7 separate regions of the Homo sapiens genome follow, and all the other regions are linked to region 1. Evidence: chromatin loops called from intact Hi-C (ENCODE). Cell type or tissue: PC-3. All regions are shown on one strand. Links, peaks and the distances in the headings refer to the core of each region. The heading gives the core; the rest is flanking DNA.

What was found. Hi-C counts contacts between places; a loop is a spot of excess contacts. Peaks named below come from ENCODE experiments on the same cell type or tissue, not always from the same donor. Only the 100,000 strongest peaks of a DNase experiment are listed, where the experiment ranks them.
Region 2: it touches region 1 in a loop (9-fold over the local background); 10 of 110 quality-filtered maps call a loop at or near these places.
Region 3: a loop joins it to region 1, with 3 times the contacts of the local background. A loop is called at or near these places in 2 of 110 quality-filtered maps.
Region 4: it touches region 1 in a loop (19-fold over the local background); 71 of 110 quality-filtered maps call a loop at or near these places.
Region 5: a loop joins it to region 1, with 8 times the contacts of the local background. A loop is called at or near these places in 2 of 110 quality-filtered maps.
Region 6: it touches region 1 in a loop (2.9-fold over the local background); 3 of 110 quality-filtered maps call a loop at or near these places.
Region 7: a loop joins it to region 1, with 2.6 times the contacts of the local background. A loop is called at or near these places in 3 of 110 quality-filtered maps.

Annotation. Positions count from the first base shown.
Region 1 is chr2:225,120,909-225,125,381 of GRCh38, reverse strand. No RefSeq gene overlaps it. Among named protein-coding and RNA genes, the nearest start is that of DOCK10, 81 kb to the right of the region's middle. In PC-3, for the core only: a CTCF peak has its summit at 2,362; no DNase peak of the experiment used is centred there; H3K27ac peaks cover 1,400 bases.
Region 2 is chr2:225,281,192-225,285,664 of GRCh38, reverse strand. No RefSeq gene overlaps it. Among named protein-coding and RNA genes, the nearest start is that of NYAP2, 120 kb to the left of the region's middle. In PC-3, for the core only: CTCF peaks have their summits at 2,396 and 2,596 (motif pointing left); a DNase peak (open chromatin) is centred at 2,184.
Region 3 is chr2:225,190,065-225,194,537 of GRCh38, reverse strand. No RefSeq gene overlaps it. Among named protein-coding and RNA genes, the nearest start is that of DOCK10, 150 kb to the right of the region's middle. In PC-3, for the core only: no CTCF peak of the experiment used is centred there; no DNase peak of the experiment used is centred there; H3K27ac peaks cover 366 bases.
Region 4 is chr2:225,658,088-225,662,560 of GRCh38, reverse strand. The region is part of intron 7 of NYAP2 (neuronal tyrosine-phosphorylated phosphoinositide-3-kinase adaptor 2); the gene reads right to left. Among named protein-coding and RNA genes, the nearest start is that of NYAP2, 260 kb to the right of the region's middle. In PC-3, for the core only: a CTCF peak has its summit at 1,911 (motif pointing right); a DNase peak (open chromatin) is centred at 1,920.
Region 5 is chr2:225,450,410-225,454,882 of GRCh38, reverse strand. All of the region lies in intron 3 of NYAP2 (neuronal tyrosine-phosphorylated phosphoinositide-3-kinase adaptor 2), which reads right to left. Among named protein-coding and RNA genes, the nearest start is that of NYAP2, 53 kb to the right of the region's middle. In PC-3, for the core only: no CTCF peak of the experiment used is centred there; no DNase peak of the experiment used is centred there.
Region 6 is chr2:225,554,925-225,559,397 of GRCh38, reverse strand. The region is part of intron 4 of NYAP2 (neuronal tyrosine-phosphorylated phosphoinositide-3-kinase adaptor 2); the gene reads right to left. Among named protein-coding and RNA genes, the nearest start is that of NYAP2, 160 kb to the right of the region's middle. RefSeq lists a silencer at 698-898. In PC-3, for the core only: a CTCF peak has its summit at 2,746; no DNase peak of the experiment used is centred there; H3K27me3 peaks cover 548 bases.
Region 7 is chr2:225,409,484-225,413,956 of GRCh38, reverse strand. All of the region lies in intron 3 of NYAP2 (neuronal tyrosine-phosphorylated phosphoinositide-3-kinase adaptor 2), which reads right to left. Among named protein-coding and RNA genes, the nearest start is that of NYAP2, 12 kb to the right of the region's middle. In PC-3, for the core only: a CTCF peak has its summit at 2,335 (motif pointing right); no DNase peak of the experiment used is centred there; H3K27me3 peaks cover 973 bases.

The DNA of each region.
Region 1 (4,473 bases), core at 283-4,282:
TGAGAGTACTAAAAAAGCACCACAGAATCTCTACTTAAAACTGATATCAGCTATGGGTTTTGACACACTTAAAAAAAGAAAACTATAAAATTTTATTTATACAGGTGGAGGGAAAAGATATGCAAGATGGACTCTTTGAAAGTATAGTTTTTTTTTTTATCAAAATGTGATTTGTGATTTTTGTGTGCTTTTACAAACTATGTGGTCCAAAAAGAGACAAAGTCCTAACCTATAGGTTAACAGCCACAATATTTAAGATATGGAGTCTTTGCTCACATGAACAGTAGTGACCACACTTTTTCGGGCTTGCCATAATTAAAGACAAACGTGTTTCATACAATTCAAAATATGACTTTTTAAATGAAGCTGCTCTATCTTGTACCACTCACCACAATGATCATCCCATACAATAAATTAATGTGCTACATTACATCAGATTTTGCTTCATGCTCAGTTATAGTTTCTCCTATTTAATTACAAATTAAAGGCAATAATCAAACCTCACTCTAAACCACTGCCTGAGACTAATGAATTTCCCTATCTGTCACAAAGGAAAGCGACTCTAATTTATTTCCCCACCCCCAGGCCAGGTCAAGTGTTTTTCTTGTGCTTTCTCATAACACAGTGTCCTTTGCTTTCATAGCACTTAACATAATTGTAACTATTTTAAAGATCGATATAATTATCAGCTGAAGTCTTTCTTCCCTCCTGCCCATGCTAAGCTCCACAGTGAGCAAGGCCTAGTCTGTTTAATGCATGCCAAGAACATTGATAGTAGTTCAGTAAATATTTGTCAAATGAATGTGGAACGCACGGCAATGTTATATATCCAAACTATTACTAAGAAATTTTTATTACTGAACACTGCCAAAACTGACATTTTTGTGAATTAAACAATAAGCCTAAAACACTTCCCAGTTAACAATGAACACTCAACCTCAAATGCTGGAGAAAAAAGCACCCACCGTGTCTCATATATGAGCAATGTCCTTTGGGAGCCTTCGGGTAAGCGCTTAGAAGGAGATGAAGTGAATGAGAACATTGAAAGGGAGACAAATTTTGGCTTAGGAATCTGTTTTATCTCATCCCAGTGGCTGATACTGATGTTGTATAATTAAAGATATCAATGTTTCAAAGGGAAAGTAGTGTCATACCTTGAAGTAATCACTTTTTGAATGGTGATTTCATTATAGAATACAAGTCTATCTTACAGCTGGTCACTCTACAAAACCGTTCTGAGGGAGAGTTATTATTTCTTTTGTATGGTTTTGCAATGGGCCAAGCGGTATTCTTGATGCTTTTCTCTTGCTTTTATGTTATGTGTGTATGAAATCTCAATATAGATGCTTATATAGTTCACTCTACAAAGCACAGCTGTGAGATTATTGCTTACTATTACATTAAAGACAGAAGCACAATTGAGCGGCCTGGATACAGTGAATAACTAATGAGAGCTATGATTGAAATGCCTTTTTCCCTCTTCCACATTTCCAAATGCAGTTGCAAAAACAAGGCCATTTGCATATGCTATATGAGTGGAGTGTGATCCTAAGAGTTTGTATACATCACACCAAATCTGGGCTTTGCTATTGTTATCTTTGTTAGTCAAATTATAAGTTTATCTACTCTTATTGTTATTGATACTCTATTCTTCTATATAAGGTCTCCATCTTTAACTACAGTACTATTTTAAAAAAATCCTAAAAGGTAGACATCATTTTAAATATACACATACATAAACACTTTACTATTGAGTCAGCTCCTCCATTTACAGAATGTAATTGAGTATCATGTTCATATTGTAAGAAAAAGTAACGAGAAAGGAAGGAAAATAGAAGGAAGGAAGGAAGGGAGGAAGGAAAGGATAGAGGCAAGAAAGAGAGAGAGGAAAAAAACTGAGGAAAAGAAAGAAGGAAAAGAAAGGGAGGACGGGAGGAAATGAAGAAAGAGAAAGGAGGAAAGATGGGAGGAAGGGAGGGATGAGAAAAGAGAGAGAAAGAATAAAGGAATAAAGGAAACAAGGAAGAGAAGGAGGAAGAAAGAAGGAAGATACAAAGGACAGAAGGAAGGAAAGAAGAAGGATGGAAGGGGAGGAAAAAGAAGGAAAGAAGCGAGGGAGGGCAGGAGGGAGGGAGGGAGAGAGGAAGGAAGGAAGGAAGGAAGGAAGGAAGGGAGGGAGGGAGGGAGGGAGGGAGGGAGGGAGGGAGGGAGGGAGGGAGGAAAGGAGGAAAGGAGGAAGGAAGGGGAGGGAGGGAGGGAGAAATATTTTAATGCTCTTTAACATGCTAATTTAAAACTAAAGCCAGCCCTCTGCTGCAACCTGCTGACAGACTGGGGAACTACAAATGAGAAAATATTTAGTATTGGCAATAACAAATTTATTATAAATACTTCGTTTCTGAATCCTGCCGTCTTTATAATTTTATTTAAAATAATCTAATTAGAATATGCCTGAGACAAAGCATCCATGTTGGTTTACAATAAAAAAATTGACTAAATAACTGCAATAAAATGTATAAACGTTAATGCACTTCATTACGTAGGATATAGACGAATATTCCAAGTAAGAAGGTTATAACCTGGCTCCTAGCCAATTCCTCCATCCCCGCTTAGTTAACGGCACTTCAAAGAAGCGCATTTCCACACAGATAAAACCACGATGGGGATGGAGCACAGATGAAAATCGCTCTCTAAGGGAAGGCTGTCCTCCGCTTCCGCTTGACGATCCATATTTGACTGGAAGCTCTGAGACTATACCTATATGTTTAAAATAGCTAAAAGTAATGTAAAAAGGACAAAATGCTTTTAAAAAATGTGTTTTGTTGAGCTGTACATAGAAGCATGGATGAGGCTCTGGGGCAGAGTTTTCTGTGTTCTGGCAACTCTCCCTGGTGAATCCTTTCAGTCAAAACTCAAGAACCTACACACTGACCAGACATTGGTGAAGAAACCGTGGAATGTTAAATGTATGTTTAATAATACACAAAGCTTTTTTAATTGAGGGAGAATGGGTTCTTTCAGAGAAATATATATAATGTTGGTACGGTTTGGATCTGTGTCCCCACAAAATCTCAGGTCAAATCATAATCCCCACTGTTGGAGGCGGGGCCTGGTGGGAGGTGACTGGATCCTGAGGGCGGAGTTCTCATGAATGATTTAGCACCATCCTCTCTTGGTACTGTAGAGTGAGTGAGTCCTCGCGAGATCTGGTTGTTTCAAAGTGTGTATCACCTCTCTCTCTCTCTGGGTCCTTTTCCTGCCGTGTAAGACACCTGCTCCACCATGAGTAAAAGCTCCCTGAGGCCTCCCCAGAAGCAGATGCGGCCGTGCTTCCTGTACAACCTGTGGAACATTGTGCCAGTTAAATCTCTTTTCTTATAAATTACCCAGTCTCAGGCATTTCTTTATAGTAGTGGCAGGACAGACTAATACAAATTATATTATGTAATATTTTATAATACAGTGTTATATGTATTCTTTTAAGAGACTTTATGTTTTTGCTAGTAGGCTGGAGGGTGAGACTTTAGATCTTCTGGAACAGGATAAAAATAAGCATTGAAGAAGAAAAGCAAATCTCAGTTGGAAGGAGCCCCACAAAGATGAGGTGTTAGGCTCCTAGAGAAGAAAGGCTTCCAGGTAGTCCTATCTAGGGCTGTGGGAGCACGTGTTTAACACTGAGTTAAGTTTATTCTCTGAGTTGCAAGGCCCATGTGATATCTTTAATTTTCAATTCAGCTTTAATTTCTACATGTATTTTAAGTCTTGGTTTCCAGAACTTAGAAAACAAATCACTTAGAATAAAAATTTAGAAGAAAATGTTTGACATAATAGTTTGAGCAGTCTCCAAAATTACCCTTTTATTCTCTTAAAATGTAAAGCATGCAAGAACCCTATAAATGAAAGAGGGAGTTGTGAGCTAGAAGTTAGGTGCAATATGGCTCCATGACAAGTGGGGAAAAAGGAAGAGAGTCATCTTTGAGGTATGATAAAACAAAGACTCCTTTAGTGACAAAGGAGGAGTTCTTGGAGAGTTTGGAGACTAAAAATTCAACTGAGACTTTAAAATCCCCCTCTTAAGGAGAATTATAATAATAGTAATACAAATAATAATAATATCATTCAATGACTAAGTAATATGGCCATTTGTATGCAAAGCCTTAAAAATCCTCACCAAAATCCTATGAGATACCCTTATTATACCTATTTTACAGATGAAAAAATTAAGCCTTGGAAAGACAATTCTTATCCCATTACTCCAGCAACATTCCCTGTAGTAATACTTGGGCCATACTAGTTGGTTTCTTCCTACACACAGTGGAGTCATTCGGGACATTAGTATCTCAGGACCTTCAAAAAAAAAAAAAAGAGGGGAATGGGAAGTGTGTCCGTGTGTGTGCATGTGTGTGTGTGTGTGAGAGACAGAGAGAGAGAAATTTCTTCCAGTACTATTTGAAATAAGAAGGTGATCCATAA
Region 2 (4,473 bases), core at 178-4,177, 160 kb before region 1:
GAATGTTCCTTAATTTGAAAGTAATTAAAAAGTAGTCTCAGTTTTCAAAATGCTCAGAAACTCAATTGACCCTAGAAAAAGACATATTTATACTCAATTGAAAATTTCACCAACATATACTTTCTTATTTCTTTTTTTGTTAAATGTATAACTTTTATCCACATGACCTTATTACCAGACATTCCAGTTCTTCCAAGCTATAAGTAAATATCCTAGCTTCTGGTGACATGCATTCAGCCAAATGTAAACATGTGAAGCACTGAATGAATGGATTTACGTATAGGAATTTTCAAAAACTAAAATACATTACAAATAGCAATAGAAATAGGAGTCATAATCATACATAAATCCATGCAGAAAAAAACAGAAAGGGTGTGAAATGGCTATTAGATAATCTAAGGGAACACATGAGTCTGGGAATCAAATTTGGTTATAAACACTAGCACATAAAACATTTGGGACTAGCTAGAAATTGAAGGGGAATATCCATAAGGATTTGAAGTGCAACAAAGTCAAATTCTGTTTCAATTGAAGTTAAAAAATTCCTCATAATGGAGAGTAAAACAAAAATTTAACATCAATTTCCTGAAACTTTTGAAGTTTTGAAGTTTCTCTCCTGGCTACATTTACCTAGGGGCCATATCCCAGGCTGGAATTTAAAATAGGCTCATGAGGCAGGCATGGTGGCTCACGCCTCTAATCCCAGCACTTTGGGAGGCCAAGGCAGGCAGATCACTTGAGCTCAGGAGTTCCAGACTAGCCTAGGCAACATGGCAAAACCCCGTCTGTAGAAAAAATACAAAAATTAGCCATGCATGGTGGCATTTGCCTGTAGTCTGAGCTACTCCAGGGGCTGAAGGGGATCACCTAAGCCCAGGAGGTGAAGGCTGCAGTGAGCCAAGATTGCATCACTGCACTCCAGCCTAGGAGACAGAGGGAGACCCTGTCTCAAATGTATATAAAATAAAATAAAATAGACTCATCTATACATTTTCTCCTCCCACCTCAAAATCTGGGTGGAAACCATACAGCTGATTCACAGAGAGGATTAAAACCATACCTTTACTCCACCAGAGAATGGGTACTCATTTAACATCGGAAGCTAGGCAGCCCAAAAGCAATTTGTACTCAGCTCTGTTCAGACTCTAATATGCCTAACAACTGTGCTGACTTGTATTATTATTTGGGGCATGTCTGCATGTATGTTTTCTCCACTAAATAGTTCTATAAGAGTAAGGAGTCCATTCTCATTCATTGTTATAACTTGCACATTTCCTCGCAATAATATTAATAAGTACTATTTATAAAATCCCTATTGTGTGATGTCTCATCTCTTTGCATATGTTATTTCAAGTCCTTACATCTCTGTAAGTCTATTATCCCCATGTTTGTCGATGGTATTAAATGAACATTCTGAGATAACAAACTTCCATGGTGAAAACACACAGTGAGATATTTCCAATTGGCATCACTTAGATGGAGGCCATCTACGAAAATCATGCAGTTGATTTTCACGATAACTGTTGCATGCTCCTAGTATCTTAGGGAGGGAAGCTATGGTGCTAACTGCCCTGAAATGTAAGACACAGCTTCTCTCAGTTAAGAACGGCCTTACCCAAAATGCCAACAGGGTCTAATTGGAAATCATTAGTAGGAAATCCTTTGTTCATTCTTCTTGAATGACCTCTCCCCTTTTCTGTATGAACTGCCTTAAAAGACCTGTATCTAGCTCTGGTTAAGCTGCCTGGGGTAATGCCACTTTAACAAAGCAAAACAAAACAAAAGAGCATTTAGGGGAAACATGGGAAATGGAGAGAGATTAGTTTCATCTGGATTTTGGCTTCTCATCTTCGGCACCATATCTTCACAGTAAGGTTATTTCCAGGCACTTAATTCAAGTGGCTTTTTTTCCCCAGTGACCCTATTAGTCAATTGATAATGCAAAAGATGTTAAACATAACCTGTCTTCCCCTTGACACCCCTCACACTGTGAACAAATTAAGAGTTCTCTTTACTCCATTGTTTACTGTGGGAATAACAACCATAGGAGCTCAAAATGCATTTTTATGCACTTTAAGAAATAAATCATTTGCAAATGATATTACGCATGGATCTATCTCCTCTGACAACTCAGTTGTTTGCAGTGCTGCCAACTGGAAATGACACTAAAAGCATGCAGTGATTTAAGAAGCTAGTTGACTCATGCACCAGCAAAGGCAGAGTTGATGGGTGGGGGAACTGCAAGAGCTTGCAGTATCTGCATATTTTCATTGTCATTGAAAATTAGGCAAAAAATGTTTTCAAAATAAACTTTTATGCATTCCACTCATTGTTGACTTTATACTGAGCTTAATGCATGATTAAACAATGAGTTCTTAGCCTCATCAATGAAAACCCATCCATTTTTCTTTCCATTTTGACAAAAAGCAGCAATATTGCCATGGGCTGCCATGGATAAATGATGGTAAGGTAGTAAACAGCACGCAATCAATAATAGAAATTCCCCAGAGGTAGCCTCAGCTTGGAGAAACAGAAGGTGGTGGGAAAGGAAGCAACATTTCCTAAATTTGTGTAAGGTTATCAATGCCTTTGCTCTATTGTCCCCTCTGCTGGCTGATCGAAGAAACAGCATCAGTTCCTTGCCTAGGCCTCACTGTGATTATTGGCAGCACATCATTGCTTAGAGCATTTGGCAATTAACGGGTCAAGTCTAAGACCAGCCTTGGGCAAAATGGTGTCAGAATTAGTCCTCAGCATCTTCTTCTCTTCTCCTTCAAGTTCACCCTGATCTTGACCCTCACTCTACACTTATCTCTAGTTTAAAGAGAAAATCAATTAGAAAGCTCATTGCTTACTGTTCTTCCTTCCTTCCTTCCTTCCCTTTCTTCCTTCTTTCCTTCCTCTTTGACATATTAGAAGCCACAGGAATTATGCTTTTACTCATCTAACCATTATTAATTGTGCAACATTCCTCAAGCATTCTGTGCTGATCCTGGAGAGAGTTTAGTGACATTTATCACATTTCAATTGCCTGATGTAAAATACAACCAACATTTAGTGAGGGCCAGCTGTGTGCCAAGATCTGTGTCAGACACACTTCATTATTTTATTTTTTCTGAGATGGAGTTTCGCTCTTGTTGCCCAGGCTGAAGTGCAATGGCACGATCTTGGCTCACTGCAACTTCTGCCTCCCAGGTTCAAGTGATTCTCCTGCCTCAGCCTCCTGAGTAGCTGGGATTACAGGTGCGCTCCACCACACCCAGCTGATTTTTTTGTATTTTTAGTAGGGATGGGGTTTCACCATGTTGGCCAGGCTGGTCTCGAACTCCTGACCTCAGGTGATCCACCTGCCTCAGGCTTCCATAGTGCTGGGATTACAGGCTTAAGCCACTGTGCCCAGCCCGCACTTCATTATTAATACAACACCCTGATTGCTGTAGAAGAGCTTGATTCTATAAGGCAGATAGATAAAGGAATTTAAAGCTGACCAATGAGTGGTGTAATAGACACATGCTCCCAGGACAGAGGAAGCCCAGCATACCCACAGGGAATGGGAGTATCCAGGTGAGCTTTCTGGAGAGTTTTTTGTCTAAATTTTGGTATGGAAAGCTAACGAAATGAACAAAGGGTGAGAGAGTCCAGGCAGAGGGAACAGTTTGCACAAATATAAAGAGATGAGAATAAGCATGATGTGAACCAGGGTTGGTATGAAGTTCAGGGTCGCTGGCACACTGCATTTGACATAAGGGGTGGTAGGGGAAAAGAAACCAGGTAAGTGGGAGCCCCTCTATTTTTGTATTTTTCTTTTCCTTTTTTTTTTTTTAGACAGAGTCTTCTTCTTGTTGTCCAGGCTGGAGTGCAGTGATGCAGTCACGGCTCACTGCAACATTCGCCTCCCAGGTTCAAGCGATTCTCCTGCCTCAGCCTCCTGAGTAGCGGGTTACAGATGCCAGCCACGATGCCCAGCTAAATTTTGTATTTTTAGTAGAGATGAATTTTCATCATGTTGGCCAGGCTGATCTCGAACTCCTGACCTCAGGTGATCTGCCCACCCGGGCCTCCCAAAGTGCTGGGATTACAGTGTGAGCCACTGCTCCCAGAGGGAGCCCTTTTGATCTGATCAAAGCTTGAGCTTCACCATGTAGGCCATGCAGAGTCAGCTAGAACACCCTGGAGATAGTGTGGAGGCAGGATTTGAGGAGGAAACAGAAAGAGTGAGGAATCTTTGCAATAACTCTAGCGAAAATGATGCAGGTCTAAATAAGGGGGAGAAGTGTTTAGATTCCACAGATATCTAGAGGTTGGTGATTGACTGGGCATGGGACTATTAAGGGGAGAGAAAGGACTCAAAGGCAACTTCAAATCTTTTTCCCTCGTCAAACAGTAGTTCCTTCCAGTGAGACACCAAATACAGAAAGGCGAGAAACTCTGGGAAGACCAAAGATGAATTCAGTGTTGTGTTTTTCCTTTACG
Region 3 (4,473 bases), core at 285-4,284, 69 kb before region 1:
TCTGTTTTTCCAACACTACTGAAATTAGATGTGTATATGTGTGTGTGTGTACATATATGTATAATTATATATAATTTAATTTCCATAAAAGAAATTTAAATATATGTATCTATAAATTTGGCAGGAGTATGTTATGATGAAGGGAAAAGTTAAAAAATGATAAATTTTATCATTATTATGCATTTAAAACACTAAATATTCATTCTAAATAGAAGTATGATATGCTATGATTACCAAAAATACGGGTATTATAATGGAAAAGAGGAATTGCAACTCATGTTTAAACATTTACTTTAAGCATTAAGAACTTTAAGCACAAATGCCTAATTTAAGAATTTAGTTCTTTTGTTTACAATAAAAACCAAATCGGAAGTAAAAATAATAGTGCTTTAAATTTCAAACCTATATATCAAATCATGCCTCTCATCAGATATTTAATAAGCATCTTAAACTTAATGTATCCCCAAACAGACTTCATTTCCCCTAACCCTACTAAGCCTACCCCTCTCCCTGAGTCTCTTCCCTTAAAACAGAAGTTCCATGAGTGAAGAACATCATCTCTTTTATTTAATTAATGAAGAGAAAAACAATAAATAATCACTCAAAGTAAAGGGCAGTGTGTTTCAAAGTATTTGGTTTCTAGATCTCCTTATAGTACCAAAAATTATTGAGTACCCCAGGGTCTTTTTTATGTGGATTAGATGTACTAATATTTCTATAATAGATATTAAAAATTTAAAAAGTTATTAATGTATCTAAAAATACTAGTAATAAATTTATATCATATAAGGATAATAATTTTACTTTAAAAATTCCTATATTTTCTAAGACAAAAATTCAGTGAGAAGAGTGGCATCATCTTACATTTTTGCAAATCTCTTTAATTTCTGGCTTAATACAGGACAGCTGGATTCCCATATCTGATTCTGCACTCAATTAATTGGGATATGTTACTGGAAAGAAAAGAGTGCTTTCCATAGCCTTTAAAAATATTTGTGATTTTTCTTCACAATTCTACCAACACTCAACAACTACTAGGTTTTTAAAGATTGGCGCTAATGTAGAATCTAAATCCATATAAATAAATGTTCATATTCCACACACTAATATCCACATGAATATCCACTAGTCTATATTGCATACAAATGGAAATTTTACCCATGAATTTTGTAAAATCAAACATTAGTTACTTGGAAAATATTGGCCCACTGAGCTAAGCAGAACTTCTAAATTTTGGCACATCCATTATAAAATATTATTTTTAGAAGCACATTTGATAATATCAGTAAAAGACTCATCAAGAAAGTGCAAAATTCTAATTGATATGAAAGCCTGAATTACACCACTAGCAAAATGTACTCAATTGTTTTTCTTAAAAAGATAGCTCCTTCTTTTTCATTTCAGAGAAAATATTTGCTGAATACTCAACTCTGAATATGAATAATTTGTCTGTTAGTCATTGTTTAAGTAAAAATGGTGTTTCATCATAATTTCGGTATGCGGCAGCAATGCTTCATGCCTACTCTTCATTTTGTCACAGAGATCATTAAAAAGATGTATAATTAAGAGTCAAGAGTTAATAAAATTTATACTTATTTTACTTCATTAAGGACATTCTTAAATGAAACTGCATTTTTCTCCTATCTTACTAGTACTACATCGCTTTTACTAAGTTTCCAGAGTTTTACCCACCACTGATTTTGCACCAATTACAAATGTAAACCCAATGAAAAAGGCAAATAATATCTTACTGTTATTATGAAAACAATAGTTTGGCTTTACGCATCTCCTTACAGAGTTTCAAAGACTACACTTTGAAAACCATTGGTTTAGAGATAATTTTATGTAATATTATTTTCATAAAGATGATCTGGAAATACTGAATTTATATAAAGATTTGTACATTATTTCATCTCAATTATTGTTATTCTCCATTAAAAATATATCTAAAATTTTAATATATACCATCAAATTTGAACTCCATGAAACAAACTTTATAGTAACCTACAGTACTTACTTCAATGTAGTAACATTTTGTGAAATCCACATTTAGTATCGGTACCATCTATCCAAAAGTTAGATTTCCTCCTACTTGAAGGCAGTGATGAAATGGTGATTAAAAACTGCAGTTAACACAAATTCATGCCTGCTAATTCAGAAGAATGCTTGGAGCTGCCCAATGAAGCATGGTTCCAAAGCCAGCAGAGTGAATTGTTTGTAACTAAGACTATTGGCTTAAGAGTTTTATACAGGTGATTTTCCATGGTAATGTGGAAATCATTTCATTTTGTGTGTTGCAAATAGCAAAATAAAGGATTTTGTTAGCTATCTTTATAATCAGCTACAATCAAATGTGCCTGTGAAAAGTTAAAGTACAATAGTAGTTACAGTATAGCATAAAGACCAGAGATGCAGCCAAATGACCCAGGGTCCAATCCCACCACCTGCTACCTGTGAGAACACATCAGGAAAGGGGGGATCGCAACAGTGCTTCCTCTTATTAGTACTAGTGATTATTATTATTAATACAATAGTTTTGGAAACACAAAATGAGTATATGTAAAGTTCTCAGAACAGTGCAAGGAATAGTTAGTAATAAATGTTTTTATTTCATCTGTCAAAAAAAATTGTGAAAGACTTTGAAATGGGTGAAAAGATTAGTGAGTCCTGGCCAGTCCACTCCTTTGGGTTCACTCAACCATTGTTTATCTTTAAACCATTTTACAACTTTGTAAATTAATGAAAACTAATCATAATGCAAGTATTCTTGTAAGGTGGAAAACAACTGACTATTGCCCTGCGGATATTAACTAATTTTACAAATATGCATAAATTTATTTCAGCATTCCTGAACATCTCTGTGTATGTCTATTCTTGTTCTTTTTCCAGCAGGTTGAAATGTCTTACTGGTTCCCTCATTAATTAATAGACTGTAAAATAATTAACAAGGGTTCATTTTATATTTGTATAAGTATCATGATTTTAGAGTTTTAAAAAGTTTACTCCTCATCACATTGTTTCAAAGAAATCTGATATTGATTAAAGGGGAAATCATACTATGAGGAGAATTAATGTAATTTTGGAATATGCCAAGACCAGGTGGTATGGCTTACTGGCGACAGTACTGGAAGTCCTCAGAGATCATCAAGTTAATACCACTGAGCTCTCAAATCAAAGGTAATCAGGTTAGAATATTTTCACTATTGAAAAAAGATAGGGGAACAAATATACTCTTTCTTAAAGTTATTTTTAATAGACTATGGTTAGATATTTATTTTAGGCTTAGTCATCTAGGATATTTATGTAGAATATCTCATTTCCTAACAAAACGGCATATGCAAAATGTTATCCACAAAAACCAAAAGGCTTTTTTCTTTTGTCCTGTTCTGTCAGAGTAATTTAAGCTGATTCCCTTGGTGTTCTGTCCAAGGTTACAATTCTGGATCTGGAAGCAGCAAATCTTCAGTTGCTTTCATCCCACTTTTTCTACTGGCAGCCTAAAAATTCACAGAGCTACCAGATTGAGTTTTTAATGTATTATATGATTTTATATATTTTATATGATTTTATAATTTAAAAAGACATTTATTTTATTTCATACACAATTTAAAACCCAAATATATAGAATGTGTAAATATATTCACTTTTAATAGATATCTTCTATTTTTCCTTTCAATATAGCCCTATATTTAAAAAATATGAATACAATAAAACCAGGGAATTGGAGCTGAGTAAACGGGAGGTCACCATACTTCAGGCAGGAAGACACTAAATTTGCATTTACCATTATGTATCTTCTATTCATTTCAGAAAATTATTTACTGGGTATGTTTAGCATGAAATAGTGCAAAATGTCTGTTTTACTTATTAAAGAATAAAATAAGGGGTATAAGCATATATTTACACATAATCCTGAGACAATAACACATAATTGTTATTTACTGATTTAATGGATCTACTTTTGAGTTTAAAATAGTCTGAGGTTAAGTATACACTAAATATAGGTTAGTTTCTTTTCATAGCAATATTTTATAATTCAAAGTAGTTTTTCAGATAAAATATTGGGTGTTTCCTTTTATATATGAAATAGAAAAAATGTTTTTACCCTAAAAATATCTGAATACTACTTCCTTTGTGCAAATTCATTAAACACATTAAATTGTTTGTTTTACAACAAGTATGCAATGTCTGACTTTTCTTTTCTGCCACTGTTTTATTCCAAGAAATTCAATGATGCCCTTTCCTATATGAAAAGTGAAATCTTATATATCAACATGGTGGAATCAGGCTGCAGAGCAAAGTGGGGGGTTTAACTAACTATATTGCTCCAACTATCACAAAATGGGAAAGCTGTAATACAGATTTGCACCTTCATGTCAAATTTCTGGCATGCAATTATGTAAGTAGAAGTAAAACTAAAACCTTCTGGAAAACTAGTATTTAACCATCATAAAATTCTGCATTTTCATAATG
Region 4 (4,473 bases), core at 124-4,123, 540 kb before region 1:
CAGTACAGTTGGGGTTCCCCCCTCCCACTTTAAAGTGTCTGTTCGTAGGATTCTGTGGAAGTCCAGAAGCCAGATACATTTTGGTGAATACGTCTTGGTCTTTTGTGTTGTTGGTTAAATCTACAACAGTACTCTGGAAGCTGATATCTATGTGTGCATGTGTGGGCGAGGATATGTTTTCTTTTCAGAATGTGGAAAGGGTTCGATGTGCTCAAGTGTTAATATCCACAGACACTTGTGCACATGCACAGCTGCAGGGCTGATGTCCCATGGCACTAGTCCATGGTCCACAAAAATGTAATAACCGATGAATGGAACTTAGCTTTCTTCCAGAAGTTACTTTCCCAACCTCATGTCAACTTTGGAGATTTTGCTCTTGGTTGGCACTCTGCTTATTTGAAGTCCTAGTTGAATTTGTCCTCTGCTATGACATTTTAGTCTCAAAAAGTCAAAAGGCAAGACCTGGGAAATTGAAGAGTGATTAAATAAATGGATGAAAGTGAAGGAAAATAAGTTTTAGAATGGGAGCAAATTCAGGGGCAGGTGCAGTGGCTCACGCCTGTAATTCCAGCACTTTGGGAGGCCGAGGTGGGCAGATCACTTGAGGTCAGGAGTTCGAGACCAGCCTGGCCAACATGGTGAAACCCTGTGTGTATTAAAAATACAAAAATTAGCCAGGTGTGGTGGTGCATGTCTGTAATCCCAACTACTTGGGAGGCTGAGGCAGGAGAATCACGTGAACCCAAAAGGTGGAAGTTGCAGTGAGCAGAGATCATGCCACTGCACTCCGGCCTGGGTGACAGAGCTAGACTCCGCCTCAGAAAAAAAAAAAAAGAGAGAGCAAATTCAAAAAGGAAGTTATATATGAGGCAACTATGCATAAAGCAGGGGTTTGATAGATAGAACTACCTGGTTTTATATCTTACATCCATAAAGCCACTCACTGGTTATAAGACCTTCAATAGGTAACAGAAACTGTTTAGCCAAAAATTTTATCATCAGTGAAACGGGTATAATATTACCTACTTCAAAAGTGTGCTGTAAGAACAACATTAGATAATACAGCATTCTGAGCACTCTGGCAAACACATAAGAAGCTCTCAACAAAAGCTATTTTAGGAATCCAATTTATCTGGAGAAGTGTTTTCAACCTGAAGGATAATGTTCATTTGCAGCACAGAATGAAGAATGAAGATTTGTCCAGCAGGTGAGCTGGGTGCTAGTGCTAAAGATCTCTAGTGTTTCTTGAGTAAAAAACTCATGGCAAAGACATATTTATTATTCTGAATGAAGGGTACTGCCACTCTGAGCCAGTACTAACAGCATGTAAACATTTATTCCTAATGCACATGCAATTTAAGTTGGAGGTAAATTTACCCACAAGTTAGCAAGAATACTATTTTCCGGAAAGACTCTCAAGCTATCTGTTTCAAACATGTTAATGGAAAACAAAAGAAATCAAGAAGGAATTTTTCCATTTAACCAGTCATGCTTTTTTCTGTTCTTTTCCTTTTCAGTTGGCAAAAGAGGGATAATGATCTCCTTTCCTGGAAACTCAGGTTGAATTAAGGGATTTACAATGCACAGAAGATGTCATAAATCCTAATGAAAACAGCTGCACATATTCATAAATAATGCATAGCACTCTGAGATCAGTAGCTGTGATTCATTTTTCCCCTAAGTATTATTTTTAAAGGCATACTATTTAAAAGTTAGAGAACCTAAAATTGCAAGATTAAAGTAACGAAAAAAATTCAAAACAAAAATCATCAGCAGATTTTGTCATAGATTTCTACAGGCGTTTTGCTTATTATCCCAAACAACGCATACATCTTCTGTGTCATAAAACAGTTTTGTTTGATTCAATTTTTGAAAGCCAAGTATAGATTCCAAAGTGCGCTACAGACGCTAGGTGGCGCCATGTATCCACCTAGTGTTATGCTGTGTTTCCACAGGCTGAGTTGGCCCGCCCCATCTGAAGCCAGACATTCGTTTTAATAGTTAAATCGATACATTTTATAATGTGAATGGTTGCAGGCATTAAAAAAAATAGGCATTTAAAACTGGTATGTGGAATCTTTAAGTAAATGCTGAGGTTGGCAAAAAAAAAAAAAAAAAATGTATCCTGTGTCTCTAATACCTGCTGTCCCGACCCTAGCAGATAATAGCTTCCTATATAGACTTAATGTTTTCATTGTATTTTCTCCTACCTTAATTCAAAGAGGTGAGTAAGTAGTATTGGGGGCAGGAGAGCTGACAGTTCTGAAATGCTACCTGTAGCCAATTTCTACGTACTTTGCCTCCAACCCACATATGAGACCTACAAGGTAAGAAGAAATGCCAGACCTAAACTCCCTATTACATGGTAAATAACTTAGTAACTAATTTTGTAATTGTGAAAGAAGGAGTAATGAATATAATGGGCTCTAGGGGGGTACCAAGGACAAGGTGGGGGAAATCAATTTGCCCCAGGTGCAGGCAATAAGGAGATGCACTGTCTACAGAGAACTTAAAACCAGTGATAGAACCAACTAGAAATCTGTCTGCTTTTTCTTATCACCATGCACTAGCAGTTGTATACCAGCTTGGGGATAGTGGGGTGGACCAATCATTCCTTCAGTGACTACTGCCTTTGGAATAACACTGACTGAACTACTTTTCTCTTTAGAATTTTCCAGCAAGCAGAAAAATTGAATTTTTTGGAAAGAGGAAAAACTGTTAGGAAAAGGAGAAAGAATTAATATTTTTTTCCCACAAGTAATGTCTGTCCAGGACTTTACACACCTATGTTATCTCATTAATCCTCAACAACAACCCCAGACTCAGAAAGGTTCAGCAACATATTCCAGGTCTTACAGCCACTAACCAGTAGAGCCAGGATTCTAATAAATCTTTACTTCCTGTAAGTCTCATATCTATCTCAGGTTTTTGTCTATCTCAGGTTTTTGACTGGTTAATATCAGGTTCTGAGTGGTAAATCTCAGGTTTTTGAGTGGTTAATGTCATAGCCTTTGACATTTAATAAATACAAAACTTTGGATAAGCTATGTAACCTTACTCACTTTGGTATCCTTGGTTGTGATGTGGGATAATAATAGTACCCATCAGTGAGGACTGTAGGGAACACACCTACAATGATGCAGGCATGCTCCGAGCCCAGTCCTGGCACATGGTAAGCACATGAGAGGTGACAAAAATGGCACATCATGTTCATTATGCAAACTTCACCTAAGAACCCTGAATAACTTTTTGTCCCTTCCAGATGGTAAAGAAAGCTGGAGTACGTACTTCTGCTACTTCACACCTGTAGCTCTGGTGGTGAAGTTGATAACTCTGACCTCGGATGCTGAAGAGAGGGACACACACAGGTACCAGCGACAGCAGAGTTAGATAACAGGCATCCTCAGAGTCCACTGGGCCCAATCCCCACCCTTATTTGTCAATTGGTTCAAGACTTCTTTGAGAACATCTTCTTGCTTATTATACCCTCCTTGCTCTGACAGAATAAATGACAAGGTTGTTGGCGGCAGGCATGAGCTTGTTTTGTTTTATTCCACTCTATAATGGAGTTACTGAGAGACTGATCATGGAACTTCTGGACTTGAAAAAGTGACCCACAAATATTCTGCTGCCTAAAGTATGTAAAAGTTAATAAGCACGCAATGGCTAAATAATATGTAAATTACTTAGCCCATACTTCAGCTAAGTTGTAAAGAGTTATGACCCTCTGAATTCTTTGTATTAAAGTAGAAAGGAAATAATTCCAACATTTCATTTTACATATTCCTTGATTCAGCTACTATTTAAAAGTAATAATAAATTTTATTTTCCACCTTAGATATGACATTAATTAAAGCTCATAGAGAGTGCCATAAAGAACTAAAGCCTAACATTTTTATAAAACAATTTGACAGGACCATATAAAGCACACATAAGATAATGCTTTTTATATATTTTTTGCACTTGCATTGTTTTAATGCAACTAGGCTATAGTACTTGGTAATAGATCCACTTAGCCACTGACATTCTTATTTGTAACATGAATTTATTCCACATTTCACAGGGCTAGATCCAAATTCTTTGGTAAATATCATTTTTATAACAAATAAGCATAATTTCTTTGTAGCATAATTTCTTTTTAACATAATCTTTGTTAACATAGCACTTTATTTTACAATTTGAAGTTAGTACAGAGAAACACTTCTCAAACATAATGCTGATGTTGTACTGTGAACTTAGGGGGGTGTTCCAAGACCTCCTCTTAGGGTTTTTCATGTTTGGAAATATATGTAAGGTTGACATGTATGCAGAAGGAAGTAAATAATAAGAGCCAATTTTAATATGTGTTGCACAGCCTGAAAGAAGCTGTGTGGTGGTGAGAAGCTGTGTGTTAATGAGTTCAGATTTTGTTGGTTCTGTTCTGTGTGTTGTTTCTGCTTTTCTTCCATTTCCATCATGTGGTGTAATCATGAG
Region 5 (4,473 bases), core at 181-4,180, 330 kb before region 1:
GAAATCTTAATCGCCCCTTGCTATTTAACATAACACGGTGGTACCCAAACTTTTTGGCACCAGGGACTGGTTTCGCGGAAGACACTTTTTCCACAGATGGGGAGGGGTTTGGTCTTGGGATGAAACTGTTCCACCTCAGATCATCATCAGGCATTAGATTTTCATAAGGAATGTGTAACTAGATTCTTCGCATGCGTAGTTCACAATAGGGTTCATGCTCCTATGAGAACCTAACGCTGCCACTGATCTGACAGGAGGCGGAGCTCAAGTAGTAATACTCTCTTGCCTGCCACTCACCTCCTGCTGTGCAGCCTGATCCCTACCCCTGATGTAAGATATTAACAGCTTCTGGCAATTGGATGTGGACATCTTTGGGGAGCCCTTAATCTGCCTACTAAACTAAAATTGAAGCTAATATCACCATCATAACTGAATTCCTAGGACACTAGACTAAGTCTATAATTGTATTAAAAAATTCTATTGAGATTTATTGACAGTAATCTATTAGTCAATTTTTTAAAGTTTTTTGTTTTTGTTTTTGTTTTGTTTTTTGAGACAAGGTCTTACTCTGCCACCCAGGCTGGAGTGCAGTGGTACAATCATGGCTCATTGCAGCCTCAATCTCCTGGGCTCAAGTGATCCTTCCACCTCAGCCTCCCAGGCATTATAGCTGGGATTTCAGGCACATGCCATAATGCCCAGCTAATATTTTAATTTTTTGTGTGCAGATAGGGTCTCGCTATGTTGTCCAGGCTGGTCTCAAATTCCTGGGCTCAAGTGATTCTCCCACCTTGACCTCCCAAAGTGTTGGAATTACAAACATAGGCAAGAGCCACCACTCCTGGCCTCAAAAGTTTTACATTACAACACAAAAATATTAATTGCTCTATAAAAAAATTAATAGATGGCCAGGCGCGGTGACTCACACCTATAATCCCAGCACTTTGGGAGGCCAAGGCAGGAAGATCATTTGAGGTCAGGAGCTCAAGACCAGCCTGGCCAACGTGGTGAAATTCTGTCTCTACTAAAAAAAAAAAAAAAAAAAAAATTAGCCGGGCGTGGTGGAGGGCACCTATAAACCCAACTACTCAGAAGGTTTAGGCAGGAGAATTGCTCAAATTTGGGAGGCAGAGGTTGCAGTGAGCCGAGATCACACCACTGCACTCCAGCACTCCAGCCTGGGTGACAGAGTAAGACTCCATCTCAAAAGAAAAACAAAAACAAACAAACAAACAAAAAAACTTGATAGTTTTCTGAAAAGTATCCCATGAGACTTTAGAAGAATTACTGCCAGAAATTTTAAAACAGTAATTAAAAGTTATTTTGTGATATGTAATGAGCAAAAAAATCTCTAAAGCTTAGAACTACAATATCTCATTTTGATTTTTTGCTATATATTTGTATTAATTTTCATAATTAATTGTCACAAGCAAGAGTTAATATTTTTCAGGATTGGCATCACTGGGAAGCTTGAAAGAAATAACAGAATCTTAGAGCCAATCCCCTTGAATTAGATCTTAAGTTTTTACAATATCCCCAGCCAATTTGTGAGCAGAGTCTGAGAAGCACTGATATAGCAAACAGTCTCTTACTTAATATAAACATTTATATTAGCTGTCAATATGTTTCCCTGTTTATTTCAGTGTTTGAATGGCCTTTACTAATGTTTTGGTATATGAAATTAACAACTTTCATAATCATAGTTCTATTTGTTATAATAATAAATACACATTTATACTTCAAATCATTGGTAAGATTTTAATCTATAAAGACAGAAGACATACTGAGTTGCATCTAGAATTCACCTATATTTGAAAGTGGCTATTCAGACATAACCACAGAGCTCAGTGACATGCCCTGTTTCATCACTCAGCTGGGCATGCTGACTGGATGCGAAGGTATCCTAAAACATTTCATAATGGTTGATTATGCACAAATGTAACAATTCTGGGAATTCCATTGAAACAGGCATTTGGTTACTGTGCCGTCCAGAGGCCAAGGATAAAGCCAAAGCTAACAAGTAGATTTTAGCCAACCACTCACCGTGGTTGAAACTGAGCCCTGTGTGTTGAGCTCTGTTACGTGTGCATGTGTGTGGTGGGGTGTACGCGTGCATGACTGCATTAGTGGATTGTATTGTCTTTTACTATTGACTTGGAAAGAAAACAAATCAAAATAAACAATAACAAAAGACTAATCAACATAACACTCTAGGCACTCTTGGGTTGCTTAGTTTAGAATGAATCAAATTCAGTGGGAAACCGCAATTGTCTTTATAGATTTGAGGAAAGGAAAAAGGAGTGAGAAATGTCTATTGAGGCCCTAAGTGGTAAGACTGAGACCTATGTGAAGAAGTTACAGAGGAAGGATTTTTATCCTCATAAGATATAACTTACAACCATCCAAGAAAGCTGTCCAAAGATAAAATGAGCTGCTTGGGGACTTAATGAATTGTCTTCTGCCTTAGGTGTTTAGCTTTAGACAGAGTGCTGGCAGAAGGGATTCAAATTTCATTTGGATGATTAATAATAATAGCTCATATTTGTTGAGCACTCTTAAGAGTGCACTTCCTACAGTGCTAATGCAACTTACAATATTAACTCATTTGCCCACAACAGCTTCTTAAGGTAGGTGCTACTGTTCTTTATTTTAAAAAGAGATATGAAGAAGTTAAAGGACTTAGTCTAAGCAATGAGTGGCAGAAATAGCATTTGAATCCAAGTCCCTCAGATTATAAAGCTATAACATATTGCAAACGAAGCAGGATAGATTTGAGCCCTCATCTTCCCCTCAACTGGAACAATTCTTCCTGGTAATTGGTGTTAAGCATCTTTTAAGAATGATGCTTTACATTTTGACTTTTTCAAGGCATTGAATATTTCTCAATGACAATTTATGTGTGTGTGTGTATATATACGTGTGTGTGTATGTGCATATATATGTAATGAGAGAGAGAGAGAAATTGGGAGGTTGTCACTACCTTCTGTACAGTTATTGACAGGATCAAACAAGTTAATATAAAGCAATTCAAGAGTGAATGGTTTAGAAGAAATTCAGGAAATGTTTGTTGAATGAATGTACAAATGAATGAAATTTCCATTCTTATTAGCCTACCATATAACAGAGCTTTGAAGCTAAGAAAAACTATTTCACTCATTATTTTTAGCTTATATTTCTGAAATGCCACAGAAACTTGTACCTGCGTAAAGTAAGTAAAGGAGGTGGTATAAGGTTTTGTGATCAATATGAAATAGAATTAGCCAGCAGTTCCCACAGCTCTAAAGTGGTCTACCTGTTATTCTAAATTACAATCACAGTAATGGTTTCTGTAAAGAATACATCATCTGCTAGGTCTGGTAAATGCATTCATCCTGATATATATATATATAATAAGTAGTGATGGCATTGTGCCAGATCTAAGTTATCATAGTATAATTAAGAACACTTTGTTTTTTTAGCTGCAATGAAATTATTTTTTGTATAAAAAGGTATATTTGCATTCCTACAGATATAATTATTAAAATAAAGAAAATATTAATATTGACAGATCAAGTACATTTAAAATTCTTAGAAAAAAGCCTTTTTGCCATTCACAGTGGACATGAACAGATGGTGAAGAAAGTTTCAAATTGATCCTGGTAGTTTCTTGCCTTCCTGGTGCCTGGCAGCTGTAGACGGATCTTCTGCCTCCAAGTTTTCCTCATTTTGTTCACCTGTTCCTTCCCTTGCCAAAGATGAAATCCTTCTACAATCTGGTTTCCACCTTTCCTTTTAATTTAATTCATTTTTGAAAATTATTCTCTTTATGGCCTGCAGTAGTAATTTATGCGTTTTACTATTTAGCATTAAGTCCCCTTTTAGATGACAATGGCACCTCTGTTTTGCTTTTTGGAAATTTCCCCTCCCCCAGCCTAAGTGATATTTTTTCATCTATTCCAAAAGTATTCTCATGAACAGCATTCAACCTAGGTCCGACACAGGAATTTTCTGGCCATAGTGATTGGTGTGAGAATGACAAGGCAGGGCCATCAGGACTGTGAAGCAAGACATACTTTTCTACTGGTCCTCAGCCTTGGAGGTGTTAGATGCTGCACAAATCCTGAGAGATGGAGAGAGGTGGCAGAAATGCAAAGAAACTGAGCCCTAGTAATTACAAGATTAACATTTGTGGACAATTTACTATGTGGCAGCCACTTTTCTAAGGACTATAAATATGTAAATGCACAAATTCACTGGTCATAAAAATCAGATTCCCATTTACAGTTGAGGAAACTGAGGCACATAATTTTTAAGAAGTGCCAAAACACATACATTATCAAGTAGCGGAGCTGGAGTTTGAACCTGAAAAGTGTGGCTCCAGGAAGTGTGTTTTGTTCACCACTATCTTCTTCTGCCTTTCCGGGTGTCATAATGTGAGCCCAAAGCTAGTTCTATTGCTGTGATTTTCATTTCACAGAGCTCAAAAATTCCACT
Region 6 (4,473 bases), core at 281-4,280, 430 kb before region 1:
TGGGAAGCTTCTCCTAATCCCCAGACATAGCACATTTTTTTTTTTTTTGGCATTTGTACAATGCCTTCATTTAAGACCTTCCTTAAAAGCATCCTCTCCATGATAAATGAGCGATGGAGTTGGCAAGCTTTTTCTCTACTGACACTCATATTTCAGAAAGTCAGGATTATGATTAGAGAAGCACAATATCAAAGACAAGACTCAAATAAGTCCCCAGAGCAAGAGCAGCTGAAATTAGAATTATCACCAGCATTTCCTCCCAGGAACAATTTCAAATCCATCAAAAGGACAGAAGGGGATAATTCTAAAACATAAACAGAGAGGAAGAGAGAGAAAAAAGACAGCCTCCACCTCCTAATATAATAAAAACAATTTCTCCAGGTTGTCATAAAATATCCTCAAGGAGTGACTAAAACTCCAGTTACCCAAAGTAAACAAGCTGGAGCTTTCTGGTAACGTGTCACAGTGTACTCAGCCCCCAGATGTATGGAGTTCTTTGTCAAAAGCCAAGTTGTATCATAGTGATAGGAAAACATGAGTGTTCTTCTTGCCCTTTCCCAGAAATCAGGTTAATCCCATTACAGAATGGCTCTGTCTGGTGATGCCTCTCATCGTAGAGGAAGCTGCAACCATAAATTTAAAGAGAAGCTATGGAAGATAGAACAATGGCACCCCCCGAAAATGTCCATAGCCTAAAACCTGCAGCCTGTGACTACATTACAAAGCAAAGAGAACTCAACAGATGTGATTATGGTTAAGGACTTTGAGATGGGGAGATTAGCCTGGATTGTCCAGATGAGTCCAGTCTAATCACAGGAATCTTTACAACAGGGAACCTGTTCCCTGGCTGTTATTGGAGAGAGAGGACAGTGGAAGCAGAGTGAGCAAGATGCGACATGAGAATGTGACCAGTCGCTGCTGGGCTTTAAAGATGGAGGACGGGGGTCATAAACCAATCAGAAATGCTATCATTTACTGATTTCCACAAGAAGTATATGCAGCTAAAGAAGCTGGAAAAATGGACAAAGGGTTTCCCCTAAAGCCTCTAAAAGTAAATATAGACATGCTGACACCTTGATTTTAGCTCAGTGAGACTCATGTTAGACAGAATTATTAGATAATACAAGTATTGTTTTCAGCCACTAAGTTTGTGATACACATACTTTTATAGCAGCAATGAGAGATTAATATGAAGCTAAGGTTGGAAATCTCAAATACTCACTTTATTACATCCATGGCTAGTTCTTAATAATGCAAAACACCTTGAATGTTAGTTGACAGATCCAGCCCTCCTCCACAGCCAGACCACTCCCTGGAGGGTCATATCATAGGATCGAACCAATCAATCCCCAAAGCAGTACACAGGCAGAGCAGAAAAACCAGGGAAAGGGAGAAATATTTCTGAGGATCCTTGTTCATTTTTCTCTGGATCTTTTAAATTTGTACTCTAATGCATTGGGCAACATTATTCAACTTTACTTCCTTAATTGTAGCTTTGTTAGAAACATAAAGGCCCTCCAAACAATGTGATTCCACCTAACTTTAAAATAACTGGGCACATTGTAGACCCTGGCAATCAGCCTAGTCTATTCTACTTAGCCCTTTTTATATTAACCTGACAACTTAAACATGATAAATGGATGCCAGGGAGAAAAATGAAATAAAACAAAAGGGAGAAGCTTAACAGATTCTTTTGGTATTGTGACCCTCATTAGAATGACATATTTGATTATAAATACATGGCTGTTTTATTCTCAGCTCAATTATTTAGAAAGGTTCTCCCTCACCAACTATTTAATGTTGCTCCTTCCTCTATATAGTTGTATTTCCCTATTTCCATTTATTCATAATATAGTAATATCTGAAATTATATTTATGTTTTGTCTCACACATCTATTTTCTCCACTAAAACATAAGCTCCATTCTTGCTTGGTAGTCCTGGAAAAACATACATACAAACATACATACAAACATGCATACATAAAAAATAAAATAAAAGCTTCATGAAATTGGAGACCTTTTGAAGATCTTATTCATGCTATATCTTCATGGTGTAAACTAATGCTTGACACATAGAAGGCAAGCATTAAATAATTTATGAAAGGATGGATGGATTGATAGATGGATGGAAGGAACAGAAAAAGGATATTTGATGTCCAGAAGGTAAACAAATCTTTAAACAATGGCAAGATTTTGTAAATCTTTAATAGGTGGCTATTAAGTAGACAGATGGAGAAAACAAGCATTCCAGATGACATTTCCCATGTAGATAATAATACTTCCTTTGACCAATGAAATTAGAGCAGAGCTAATCTGTTCTATATCTAAAAATTTAGATATGTGTGTTTTGCTTTGGCCTCTTTCAACCATGCTCATGAGAAAAGTGTGGCCCAAGTGCTGTTGCTACTTAGTCTAGGCCTCAGAAAGAGAGACATTTGAAGTAAACCTGAACATGACCAATGGTCCGAGGTTGAGCACAGCCAAAGATATTGACATGCATTAGCCATTATATTCTTCTGACTGTTATGCATAATTATAACAGCACACTGTTATAATCATTAGTATCACTAATACAGCTGGTCAATGGGGAAGTATGCTACAGGAAAGCTTGATCATGAAATATAGCAGAAAATGGTTAAAAATCCATTAAAATTCATGATTCCCCTACCATAGTGTAGAGCTGTTCCTAGGAAGTAGCTGCCAACCAGAGACTGTACAAACTATTGCACCCAGGGGGAGCCATTTGACAGTTCTGATCAATAGAATAATATTGGAAGTGATGTGTGTTACTTGAAGTAACCAAGATGGTCAAAACAATTAAGAAGCCATCTCTTTTGCTTCATCCAGGTGGATACTAATGACTGAGGAGCTCAAGGAACAGCAGAGCCATAACATTGAAGAAGTCTAGATGCCTAAATTATCACCTGGGGGAGTGCCACTCCAGACCAAAAACACCCACGTTTGGACTATTACGTGAACAATAATGAAATTTGTATTTTGTTAAGCCAGTAAAATTGAGTTTGCAACAGCTGGTAATAGCCTATGTAATATGTTTAACATGTAATAAAATTATATCTATTAAATAATGATTATACCTGTATATGCTATATTGTATATGGTGTAAGTATATCGTATATGTGCAGGATTATTTCAGAATCAGAAAATGTTTATGTCCACTTAAGGGAATGCTTCTCAGAAGAGAAAGTTTACTTTAAAGAAAAAAGCAAGCTTTCCAATATGGTAACATTTTCTATTCATTCCTATAAACAAATGGAACAGAGAGTCAGAGGTTCTAGCTGATGAGGCTCCATTGGCAAAAAGACTCCTGCCTTCATAGAGTATGTATACTAGTAGGACTTAGACAATAAACAACCATAATACATAAGTCAATTATATGATACATTAGAAGGTAATGACTGCTTATAGAAACAACAGAGCAGGGTAAGAACTGATGGGGTATAGTGTCAGGATCTGTAGGGGTGCAGGGGAGCACAACTTAACTAATATTTAGATGTTCAATGCCCAAAGTGAATGGAACTGAAGGTAGAGAGGAGCATCCCCAACCAATTTCTTCCATCTGTGTTCCTCACCAGCTCTCAAGGTGATTCTGGAAATTGTAGGACTCCTATTGTCCTCATCTCAGCTTTAAATGAGTTGGACTCTTGTTTTTACTGGGCAGAAGAAGAGGAGGAGAGCTAATCGGGCTTAGACAGGCTGACAAGGCAGTGATCCCCCTTCTGTGTGTTCAGGAAAGCCTACTTAGGCATTGGTTGGCACAGGGACCAGATCTGTTAGTTGCACATTTACCATTGAAAACTAGATGGATGGGTCACACATCTGGAGGTACTGGTGATCCCTAAAAATCAAACATGTTATGGATTTGCTGCTCTGTTGTTTCTATAAGCAGTCATTACCTTCTAATGTATTAACCTGAGACTATCACTAAGAGATTTTAACAACATAGAATCTTCGGTTGTGATGGCAACTCTAAAAAAAACAGTCTTAGGAGAGGGAAAAGAAAGTTGTTTATTGATTAGCCCAAATTTGCCCCTACCTATATGTAATTTGAAAAAGGGAAGAAAAATGAAATAAAGCAAAAACCCAACTCAGGTGCACAGAATATATTTTTAAAACATAAAAAACAAAACGCTTGTTTTTCTCCTCCCACCCTAGCCTATATTTATTTTGGCTGCTCACACCTCCTTCCAAATGGTTGATCAAAACACAAATCCTTCTGGGAAAAAAAGCTTGAATATGATGATTTCAGTCTCAGAATTATTTTCTGAAAATCATTCAAAAGTATTAACATATTTTGTATAGATAATAAAGATGGAAAACTGTGAAGAAAAACTGGAAAATGCTTGAAGTTTCTGTATGTTGCTATAATCTTGCATTTAGAAAGCTATGATTATTTCACAAATGCTGTTCAAAATTCCAATAATCTTTTCATTAGCTGTTATTTTTTATTTATAA
Region 7 (4,473 bases), core at 474-4,473, 290 kb before region 1:
ATCCTTGGCAGTCTGCACGTTTCTGAAATTGCAACTGGCATATTTCACAGAGAATTATCATCAATGCCTTTTCAAGGTCAAACATGCCCCATCTTTAGATTTTCAGCATGTATATTCTATACACTAAACAGCAGTATATTTCTACAAAGCATCCAGTAGATATGTTACATAATTTTAAGTAATTAGACTATGTTTATTAAAGCCTCATTGAATTCTCTCTACTCAATGTAAATTGCATGCTAAAAATATTAAAACGTGTTAGGTTTAGATGTTGGTCCTCTGTATCTTTCACCATCCCTGGAATCCCAAAATGCCAGTGTGACTAGGATCTTGCTATGGACTTTCTCAAAATATTAAAAACACATTTTTTTAATTAAGAACATGGCAGCAATTCCAAAATTGTAGTTTGAGGAAATAATAAAAGACTGTTATTATTTTTAAATTGTCAGAACTCCAAGATATCCAGTCACCATATGAATCAAATAAAATTGAATTTGGACATTACCATGAGTACTGAGACTAGATCACTTGAGATTCCACAGCTCTAACTGTAAACAAGAGGCCAGCAGGACAGACGCCAGTCTATCATAAGGAGGTTTAAGACTTTAGCCTCCTCCTCCTGTCCTATTTTTTATTTGTTTATTATTTATTTTTTTGGCCTGTTTCACTTTTCTCTCTCCAGCTTCCTCCCTTACCTATCCAGATACTATCTCTGTCCTCACACTGTACGTGGGTCCTGATTTTGGAAAAGAAAGACACTTGAGAAATCTCAACAACTAGAAGCTTTACTAGTATTCTGCCCCCTCCAAAGATATTTATATTTTAAATTAAAATTCTAGAAAAATATGTTGGGGGAGGGAGAGTAGGAAAGAAAGGAAGGTTTTAGATAGTAAGACACATACTACATTTTTCAAATCCTAGTGCATGTGCTGACTGTGAGGATAGTAATAAAATAGTGTTTGAGATATGATTGACCTCACCAGGTTTGAGGCATGGCCCGCAAATGACTGTCTCCCATGTGTGCACCTGGTCAGTGTTCCTGCTGCCATCTGAGTCTCTACCTGTGACTGTCTTTGAGGTGAGGTCTGAGTGTGTCCTGATGGGAGTAATTCCTCTGTGCCTCTGCAGTGCAGGCATGGAACAGGCTTCCATCTTGGTTTACTTTCCTAGCCCGCTATTTTCCGACTAGAACTTATCCTAGACCCAAGCCTCCAGCTCTTCTCCACTTGGCAGCTTTAACTGTACAGAAACTTTTGGAGAAACAGGGAGAAGGGATTGTTCTTTAATTCCACCTTTCTGTTTCTTTTTCTACTATTCTCAGCTGCTCTGATGGTTTTTCACAAATTTTACCTCCATAATTTGGCTCCTGATTTAAATCTATGTATTGACTTTAGAGAACCAGGTTTGGGGACTTTTCATGCCAGTTTTTAGTCTTTCATTCATTCATTATATATTCATCCACATAATGTGGCATATGTCCTCTTAGCAGGGCTGAGCAGTCCGTGCTCCATCTAAAATGTTCTAGACGCCTCCTTTCCTACCCACTCAAGGACACTCTAACAGTAATTTTTCCCTTTCTCTAAGTCATCAATATTTCTCTTTCTGCAGTAATCATTCACAACCACATTTTAAATATGCTGATTTTCTCCCTTCTTACAGGAACAAAATTTTTGTTAAAAAAAAAAAAAAAAAAAAAAAAAAGCCGGGCGCAGTGGCTCACGCCTGTAATCCCAGCACTTTGGGAGGCTGAGGCAGGCGGATCATGAGGTCAAGAGATAGAGACCATCTTGGCCAACATGGTAAAACCCCATCTCTACTAAAAATACAAAAATTAGCTGGGCATGGTGGTGCATGCCTGTAGTCCCAGCTGAGGGACTGAGGCAGGAGAATCGCTTGAACCTGGGAGGCAGAGGTTGCAGTGATAAATGATATATAAATGATAATATAATATTATTATAGTATAATATAATATTATTTGTAAATTATTTATTTAGAAATAATAAATATATCATTTGTAAATAATTATTTATATTATGCTTCAAATCCTTTATTTTCATTCTGTTGTGAACATAATCCCACTGAGTTTTGTTCCCAGCCCTTCAGTGAAATTGTTCTTATTAATAACACAAATGTGGTAAAAAGCAATGGTCAGTTCTCAGGCTTCAACATATTTGATATATCAGCCAAATGTCTCTCTCTTCTTTAATCGCTTTTGACACTTCACTCTAAGGCATCATACTCCTTTGTGGTTCTCCCCTCTCACTAACCGTTCTTACTGAATTCTTCCACTGTTCCTATCATATGAGCAATCAGGTGCCTCCAGGGGGCAACCCTGGGTTTTTTTTTTATCATCTCTATTTAAATTTAAGTCCTTGGCTCATGATGGTGAAATCTATAGACTACAACTCTCACATTTGTACCTTCGGCTTGGAATTCTACCATAGCTCCAGATTCTTTACTCAACTGCCTTTCCATCATCTCCACTTGGACATTTAAAAGGCTTCATAAAATCGTCATACCAAAGCTGAGCTCCTGCCCCCCCATCAGTTACGCTAAACCTGCTCCCCTTTTAGTCTTTGCCATTGCATTAAATGGAAACATCATTCTGCTAGCTTAGGCAGAAACAAAATAAAGTAGAAAACAACAACAGAACAAACCTGAGGGCCACCTCTAATTAATTCTTTTCTCTTGCTCAACTACTGCATCTCATCAATCAGAAAATTCAAATGGTGTCCATAATTTGATTATTTTACACCACCTTTACTGCTATCATCCCAATGCAAACCAACATTATCTCTCAACAGTTAGGACACAACAAAAGGATGTACTTCTGTCTTTTGCTCTATACTCAAGTAGGACTTAAATTTTATCTTCTGCTTATGGGGTGAGTAGAAGTGAATGTCTCCAGATCATGTGGGACTTCTTCAATTCAATGTGTGATCTGAGTTATCTTTACTTTTATGCTATTAACATAGTTCTGAAAAATATTGCTTTATCAGACTAGCAGGAATCAACTCAAAGTTCACACAAATGGATTACTTAGACCTCACTTATTATGTAATGACAGGGTTTTGCTGTGTCTCCGTCTACCTAAATTTCTGTTCCTAAGTCCCTTGGACTTTAGTCCTCTGAGGTTATGCCCCTTTTTGAACACTTGACAGTTAAGCACCTAAAAATTAGCCATTTTTGTTGTCTTAACAACTATGAATCTTTAAATAGAAACCTACTGAAGCTTGTTAATGAAATACAGAAGCTAGTAGTAGAGTGATAAGCAAACTTTGGGTGTTCTGTAAAAGCTAATGGAATGATCCAGAAAATAATTTTATTTATATGCTTATAGAAAAGGATTTATTATTGAGTTTTAATGCCAAGATTACAAACTTCAGATTTTAGAGTTTTGAAGTTACTTTCAAAAACATGTAGGCCATCCGTTGTATTTTGAATTTTAGAAAACTCAGATTCATAAAACTAAAGTTAAATGCTCACACACAAAAAAATGTCCATCAAAAATACTTCACAGAAAAAAAAAATGTCCTAAGAAGGCATTTATACACTCTAGAAAAGAATCATGACACCAGTTAAAATTGGTTAGAAATCAAAATAACATAGTCCTCAACAACAAATTAATTGACTTTAAATATAAATACATGCAATTGTGAAAATGTTGATCAATTATGCAATTTCTATACCTGATAATATATTTTCATTTTAATCGTCCAGAGAAAAAAGAGTTCTCTTTTAAAACAATCTTGTACACCATTCCTTTCTATTTCTAGTTTTTTGCTTTCAAATCATCTCTCTCTCTCCATAAAGTTATTTTTAATTAAGTTATTGGAGTAGTGTGATCTCACCTAGCTTCTTTATAAGCATGAATAATTCATTTTAAGAGAACATTTTGGTTTTTTAAATATCACAGCGTTCAGAGATGATAAGCAAAAGTATTAATGCCAGATTAGATGAAAAAATCTCCCAATTAACCATCAAAATATCTTTCATATTATTACTATTATTCAGTTATCAAGCTAATTGATATGGATTAAGTCCCTATATTCTGGATTTTGCACTTAGTAAGTGAACTTTATTTGAAGAAACAGGACTCCATCTGACACAGGTGTCTCTCTCTGTACCACCAGAAGACACACACACAGGCAAACTGAAAACATTGTAACATTCTTTTTAAAAAATCAAAAGATATGCATTCTTCTTTTGGTGTCAGCGCTCTAGGAAATTTAACCTCAATTTGGAAGGCCACCATCTGGGGCTCACCAGCTAGTAGCTGGTAGGTTTTGCATCATAAAAGTAATTCCATTTGAACAAACTTGTGGCACTTGGTAACAAACAAGAAATTTAACAGCCATAAAAGTCTGCATAGGGAGAGCACACCCTGAGGATTCTACCTGCCTTCAGAGGCTCACGTAAGTATAATTATTGATGTATCTTGGCCATAATCTAGAAAGAAGATGAGCTCTATTT